Linked DNA regions of Homo sapiens: region 2 is linked to region 1. A link is an interaction called in ENCODE POLR2A ChIA-PET data of the cell type or tissue named here. Cell type or tissue: GM12878. All regions are shown on one strand.

Region 1 (4,000 bases):
GTTGAACTCCTGGACTGAAGCGATCCTCCCACCTTGGCCTCCCCAGAACTGCTGGGATTACAGGTGAGAGCCACCACGCCTGGCCAGAAACATTTTTTAAATCCAAAAAATAATAATAATAAAATTTGATATTTTTTAAAGTTAGTATAAATATATTACCTATAACCATAGTTTATCTGAGGTTTTAAATTCTAAATCACAACTATGATAAGCTTGTCCTTTGCTATTCAAAGAGCTGGTCCTTAACTGGGCACGTTCTCCTATAATCCCAGTTACTCAGGAAGCTGAAGTGGGAGGATCACTTGAACGGAAGAGTTGGAGACCAGCCTAGGCAACAAAGCAAGCCCCTAGTTCAAAAAAATAAAAATTAAAAAAAAGAGAGGTCCTCAAACCTACATTGGCATCACCTAAGGAGCTTGTTAGAATCTTAGGCCCCATCCCAGATCTCTAAAACAAGGTCTACACTTTTAACAAGACCTCCAGGTGATTTACACATACATTACAGTCTCAGAAACAGTGATCTAGACTAGCAGAGAGGGCAAGCCTTGGACCCTTTGCAGCGTCACCAGCTTCAAGAATGGTCCACAAACTAATAAAGTGCCCCCTCACTTGCTTTACTGACCTAACAAGGTAACAAGATACAGAAGCTGCTACCTCATAGTTACCAATCTAACTGCTTAGCAGGGTAAACACATCATTTGCATGTGTGCGTATGTGTGTGTGTGTAGACATATACATACATATTCTAAAAAGTCACTTTTCAAAACCACATTATTGAGTGGTTTAAAATATAAACTGGCTTAAAATATATTCACCCTTGTGTTAACTCAAATTTCCCCTTAGAAATGTTTTAAATGAGTCCTCTTTAGTCAATTTTGCATGCATATATGCTCCGTAAGAGAAATAGTCTATCAATTCTTTATGCAAAAGTATGGTCATATTTTTTAATTATATCACAGTAAGAAAAATAACTTTTACAGAACCATTCTGTTCCTACGGTAGAAATTTAAAATAAAACAACTTACCACAACTCGATTATGAAAAGCTTTAATGTAATGTCACTGGTAGACACCATTCCTTTACAATTTCATAACTTAAGTTCAACTAAGTACTTGAACGTTCAAAACTAAATAGCATGCATTTAAAATTCCTAGTACTCAGCTAATGTGTATACCTAAAAGTATAAAAAGAAGAAACATAATCAGAAAAGATGTGTAAAATGTAGTAAGGATCTAGAAATGCACTCTACTTATGGTAACACAGTACAGTATTTTAAAGTGACATCTTAAACGGTATTTCCTCATCATCTGCTTTTGTTTGCTACTTCCTATTCATCCATCACATTTGAAAAATTGTATCTAGAAGTCGCAAAGTGTCAAATTGCTTTTGCTTAGAAAAGTTTTCTCTTTACATTATAAGGTATGTCTGCAAAGAATGCCAGCTAAAGTAACAAACCTTCACTGTGTGAGTACTGTACTGAGCTGGTATCATTGTTGGTTTTCTCAACTTTAAAGTATAAAAGATTTCAAGCAAACTCTTAGAAAGAAAAGCATAACAGACCTTTATAAATCCCTCATTCAGCTTCAACAATAATCAGCTCAAGACTGACCACGTTTCCACTTTAGCCGTATTTGTTAACTCTCATTACCCTTTCTCCAATTACTGTACTTCAAAGCAAATCACAGGTACCCACTGAAATATTTACAAATGAGGAGGAGCAAGTTGGCCAAATAGAAGCCTCCACCAATTGTCCTCCCTGCAGGAACATCACATTTGACAACTATCTACACAAAAAAGCATCTTCATGAGAATTAAACATCAGGTGAGTGGTAACAGTACCTGGTTTTTAACTTCATATTGCTAAAAGAGTCACTGAAGAGGGTAGGACAGTCTTGAACTGCCAATGCCACCCCTCCCCCATGCCCCAGCAGCAGCCACGTGGTGTGAAGAGAGAATATGTATTCTTGGGGGAGGGATAGCACAGTAATTTGTTTTTGTATGCTACTTCCTATTCATACATCACATTTGAAAAAATATTTCTAGACGTTATGAAGTGTCAAATTGCTTTTGCTCAGAGAAGTTTTTTTTTTTACATTGTAAGATATGTGTGCAAAGAATACCAGCTAAAAAGCATGAGCAGCTATACAGACAAAATAGATTTCAAAACAAAAACTATAAAGAGACAATGAAGGTCATAATATAATGATAAAGGGTCAATTCAGCAAGAGGATATAACATAAATATATGTGCAGCCAAAACTGGAGCACCCAGATATATACAGCAAATATTGTTGAGCTAAAGAGAAAGATAGATCCCAATACAATAATAGCTGGAGACTTCAACATCCCAGTTTCAGCACTGGACAGATCATCTAGACAGAAAGTCAACAAAGAAAAATCAGACTTAATCAGCACTGTAGACAAAATGGACCTAATAGATATTTACAGAACATTTTGTCCCACGGCTGCAGAATACACATTTTTCTCCTCAGCACATGAATCATTCCCAAGGATAGACTATATATTAGGCCACAAAACAAGTCTCAAAACATTTTAAAAAACTGAAATAATGTCAAGTATCTTTTCTAGCCAGAATGGAATAAAACTAGAGCTCAATAACGAGAAGAATTTTCAAAACTATACAAACGTATGCAAATTAAACCATATGCTCAGTGGGTCAATGAAGAAATTAAGAAGGAAACTGAAAAATTTCTTGGAACAAATGATAATGGAAAAACAACATAGCAAAACCTATAGGATGTAGCAAAAGCAGTACTAAGACAGATGCTTATACTTCCAAGTGCCTGCATCAAAAAAGAAAAACTTCAAATAAACAACCTAATGATGCATTTTAAAGAACCAGAAAAGCAAGAGCAAACCAAACCCAAAGTCAGTAGAAGAAAAGAAATTATAAAGATCAGAGCAGAAATAAATGAAATCAAAATAAAGAAAATACGAGAGCAACAAAACTGTGTGTTTTTAGAAAAGAGAAAGAAAATTGACAAGTCTTTAGCCAGGTGAACTAAGAAAAAAAGAGAAAACACCCAAATGAATAAAATCAGAGATGTAAAAAAAAAAAAAAAGAGAGAGACATTACAACCAACACTGCAGAAATCCAAAGGATCATTAGGGGCACTATGAGCAAAGATATGCCAATCCATCTGAAAACCTAGAAGAAACAGATGATTTCCTAGACACATACAACCTACCAAAATTGAACCATGAAGAAATCCAAAACCTGAACAGACCAGTAACAAGTAATGACATCAAATCCATAATAAAAAGTCTCCTAGCAAAGAAAACCCCAGAACCTGATGGCTTCAAGGCCGAATTTTATCAAACATTTAAAGAATTACTATCAATCCTACTCAAACTGTTCTAAAAAAGAGAAGAGAAGGGAATACTTCCCAATTCATTCCGTGAGGCCATTATCACCCTGATGTCAAAACCAGATAAAGGCACACCAAAAAATGCAAACTACAGGCCAGTATCCTTAATGATCACTAATGCAAAAATCTTCAACAAAATACTAGCGAACCAAATTCAACAACACATTTTAAAAGATCATTTTATCATGGCCAAGTGGAATTTATCCCAGGGATGCAAGGATGGTTCAATATATGCAAATCAATCAGTGTGATACATAATACCAACAGATTGAAGGACAAAAACCATATGATCATTGCTGAAAAAGCATTTGATAAAATTCAACATCCCTTCATGATAAAAACCATCAAAAAACTGAGTACAGAAGGAATACACCTCAACATAATAAAAGCTATATATGACAGACCCACAGTTAGTATCATACTGAATGGGGAAAAACTGAAAGACTTTCCTCTAAGATCTGGAACATAAAAAGGATACCCACTTTCACCACTATAAAAGCATCTCCATATGCCAACAGCAAACAATCTGAAAAAGAAATTAAAAGTGTAATTCTATTTACAATAGCAACAGATAAAATTAAATACCTACAAATTAGCTTAATCTAAGAAGTG
Region 2 (4,000 bases), 260 kb before region 1:
CCAGATCTACTCAACACCCTCAGTCCCCTGGGAATTGGTACATGATGCAGAATATTTTTATTGACATTCTGACTGAAACTTTATTTTTTAGAGAAGGGGTCTCTCTCTGTTGCTTAGGCTGGAGTGCAGTGTCCTGATCTTGGCCCAGTGCAACCTCGAACCCCTGGGCTCCAGTGATCTTTCTACCTTGGCCTCCGAGTAGCTAGGACTACAGGGGGGTGCCACCAAGCCTGGCTGCTGACTAAAACTTTAATACACCTGTATTAGTCTGCCCGGGTGGCCATACAACAAACCATAGACTGGGTGGCTTAAAAAGCAGAAATTTATTTCTCTCAGTTCTGGAGGCTGGGAACTCAAAGATCATGGTGCTGGCTGATGTGGTTTCTGACGAGGACTCTTGGGGGCTTATAGATGGCTGCCTTCTGGATGTGTCCTCACAAGGCAGAAAGACAGAGTTCTCTGGTGTCTCTCCTTAAAGGGACATGAATCCCATTGGATCAGGGTTCCACCCTTATGACCTAGTTTAACTTTGATTACCTCTTTATAAGCCCTATCTCCAAATATAGTCACATTAGGAGTTAGGGCTTCAACATATTAATTTTGGGGAGAACACAGTTCAGTCCGTAGCACACACCCTTATACGAGGCCCTAGCCGAGCCTGGGACCAGCTACAGCAAACCATGCTTTACATCCCTATCGTCATCTCCCACCATGCAAGGCCCTCTAGTCAGTCATCCTTTTTACTCTCTCATCCCCACATTTCTTTGTCCTCTACTCCAGGATAATCCTCTTCCAGCTGCCCCCATTCTTTCTAACCACACCTTCTCAAAGATCCAATGAGGCAACATATTGTTTCTGTGATTCTCTTACTTCCCACTCACATTTCTTTAGATTGTAAATGGCCAGCCATGTAAGTCCTACAGTAACAGTAATGATAGTAGCCCCAAGTTACTAGCAAGTTTGAATAGTATAGCTGTTTGCATGTTTCTACTAATATAGAGCCAACATAAGTTTCTCTTCAGTTTAATATTCTGGTTTTAACTAAGCAAAAGACATGCTGGTCAATTCTTAAAGCATTCACATTTCATGAAGTTAAGAACTAAATCAATTTGAGAATACTTACCAAAGTTATAATGCTTTAGTAATTAACTTAAAAGGTTGCCCTTTTATAAACAAAAATGTTTTAGTCTTTTCCATTTTTATTTATTTTTCAACTGGTTATGAATTCTCTTTTCTTGCCTTTTAAGTCCGTGGTAATATTTTATGGAATGTTGAACACTGCAATTTTTATGTTGTTGAGTGTTGGAATTTGTTGTATTTCCATAAAGAATGTTGTACCTTATTCCAAAGAATGTTGCATTTTACTCTAACAGGGAGTTAAGTTATTTAGGAACAGTATGATACTTTCAAAACTTGCTTTTAAACTGTTAGAGCAGATGCAATGTAGTCTTTAGAGTAATTCATCCCTACTAATAAGGCAGGATCTTTTGATGATTATATGCAAACTTAACCAAAGGCTCAAGGGGATCTCTCTTCAGATTTCTAGGGCATTCTCTCTGTACAATCCCTCTTCTCTGGGTTTCTGCCCCACAAATGCTAGCCATCTTGATCTTCCCAAACTCCTATCTCTGTCTCCTCAACTCAGTGACACTGCTGGCCTCTCTCTTTGGTTTCTTTCTCCTTGTACAGTATCCTGGAAACTGCTTCTAGGCAGTAAGCTGGGGACAATTGTAGGGCTTACTTCATCTGTTTCTCCTCTCAGGGAATGTCTAGTTTTCTAACTAGAAAGGTAGTCTAAGGTAGGAGTGTAAATCTGGCTCCTGTTATTCTTCATGGCCAGAAGCAGAAGTGAAAAAGTTGAGTTTCACTCCCATCTTAACTAGACATAGTCTCTGACCTCCAGGAGTTTGCGATAACAAAACTCTCTGGACAACATAGTCTTTGACCTCTAGGAGTTTTGTTATCTAATATAATATCCTGACATATTTTAAGTTGTCTCTTATGCCTGAGATTTATACAGAGTAAAAGCAAAGGAACAGTGGGGATAGCAGTCAAGGTTAAAAGAGGCTTGGGCTTGAAATAAGGCAATTTCACGGGGAGCCCTTTGGCCACATGGGGTTGCATAGGGGAATACAGTTTGTACATTATAGGTGCTGGGAATAAAGAGGCAGACTCATAATTCATTTTATAGATGACAGAAGATAATCCTCAATAGTTATCTAGATTATAAAAATAGGAGCCTAAAGCAAATTAAAATCATTAAATCAAGTTTGAGTTATAATTCATTCTTCCTACTAGTTTTTTTATAGAAAGTAAATTCCACCACATTTGAAACTCCAAACTTAACAAACTATAAAGGAGTTATCTAAAGATTTTATGCTGAGAATGAAATTGCTTTTTTTTTTTTTTTGAGATGGAGTCTCTCTCTGTTACCCAGGCTGGAGTGCAATGGTGCGATCTCGTCTTACTACAGCCTGCGCCTCCTAGGTTTAAGCGATTCTCCTGCCTTAGCCTCCTGAGTAGCTGGGATTACCAGTACCTCCCACCACGCTCAGCTAATTAGTGTATTTTTAGAAGACACAGGGTTTCACCATGTTGGCCAGGCTGGTCTCAAACTCCTGACCTCAGGTGATCCACCCACCTCAGCCTTCCAAAGTGCCGGGATTACAGGTGTGAGCCACCGCGCCCGGTTGAAATTCCTTTTTTAGACATCTCAAAGGCGAGGTCATCACACCTAACACAGCTAATATGGACTTTCAGTTCAATAACATTCCACGTAATGATACTCATAGCCTTCAAAGTGTTTACAGAGGTCCACACATACCATTTTTTCCTCACAATAATGCTGCAAGATAGGGTCAGAAGTACAATCTTTAATTCACAAATGAGGGCACCGATTTATCCAAGGTCACTAGCTAGTTAGTGAGAGAGCTGGGCCAAGGCTCTGGCTTTCTTGACAGCTTCAAAACTCAGTATAACTTAGGTCCTTTGACTTAATTTTCTTTAACATGGCAAGGTATAACCTTGCATTGTTCTCATGACCTGACACTGATAAGTCTAGCAATAGGCATCATAAGGTTTGCTGAAAAGATGCATGCAAGGGCATGTCACTATGACTTAGAGAAATCAGGCATAAATGTAGTAGAGATCAGGGCAACAGCTTAGAGCAAAACAATAAAAAACCATCTCATGCTATGGAGCAACTCCAGTGTTTTCATTTAAAACCTTGCCATCCATTACAAAGGACAAAGAAAGAACTTTAGAACATCAAAATGAGATTATTATGCTATGTGCATGATACTGCTTTGGCAGTGCTGCTTACAAAGTATAGGACTTTAATATATTTTCCAAAGTAGGTTAAAAAAAGAAACAGTTTAGCTGGGGAAAGAGGCCATTTATTAAGAAGGTAGGTACTGGCTGAGACTGGCAAGAACTACAACATTACTCACAGTGTTCAGCCACATTTTCAGAGTTGCTACTATGTACCTCTTTTGAGAGCTGATGGGGCCATTCTTGCCCTGGCATACCAGAAGAACAGGAGCCACCAACTTGGCACATGAAGTGAAAAGGGATATTCCAAGATTATATATTGGTCTAACAGACAGTACAGGCTGAGTCATATGGTTATAGAGATAATAATAAATAAAGCTACTCTTAAAAAATAAAAAATATGGCTTGGAAGTCCTTCTGTTTGTTTTTAAATATTTTACTGAGTGCAAGCAAGGTTAAATGAAGTTAAGGAGGAGAGCAGCACGTGAACCATAAGGATAAGAAAAGAGAAGAGAAACAGCAGCAGAAAAATCAGGAGGCTGGAAATGCAGAGAGAAGAGACCAGCTAACGGGAAAAGGGATTAGAGAGAAGGAACAACCAAGAATACACCGCAAAGTTCTGTCTTAAAGAAGTAAGTAAGTGCTGGTCCACTTCAGTTTGCCATTGGCTCCATCTTAGTGACTCCCATAGAGGGTTAGGCTTCCAGCTTGAAGGTGGAGTCAAATCAAA

Evidence for each region. Peaks named below come from ENCODE experiments on the same cell type or tissue, not always from the same donor. Only the 100,000 strongest peaks of a DNase experiment are listed, where the experiment ranks them.
Region 2: POLR2A ChIA-PET joins it to region 1 with 5 read pairs; 2 of 35 experiments call an interaction of 5 or more read pairs at or near these places.

What each region holds. Positions count from the first base shown.
Region 1 is chr3:23,286,856-23,290,855 of GRCh38, reverse strand. All of the region lies in intron 3 of UBE2E2 (ubiquitin conjugating enzyme E2 E2), which reads right to left. Among named protein-coding and RNA genes, the nearest start is that of UBE2E2, 86 kb to the right of the region's middle. In GM12878, no CTCF peak of the experiment used is centred here; no DNase peak of the experiment used is centred here.
Region 2 is chr3:23,548,443-23,552,442 of GRCh38, reverse strand. The region is part of intron 5 of UBE2E2 (ubiquitin conjugating enzyme E2 E2); the gene reads right to left. Among named protein-coding and RNA genes, the nearest start is that of UBE2E1, 260 kb to the left of the region's middle. In GM12878, no CTCF peak of the experiment used is centred here; a DNase peak (open chromatin) is centred at 1,842.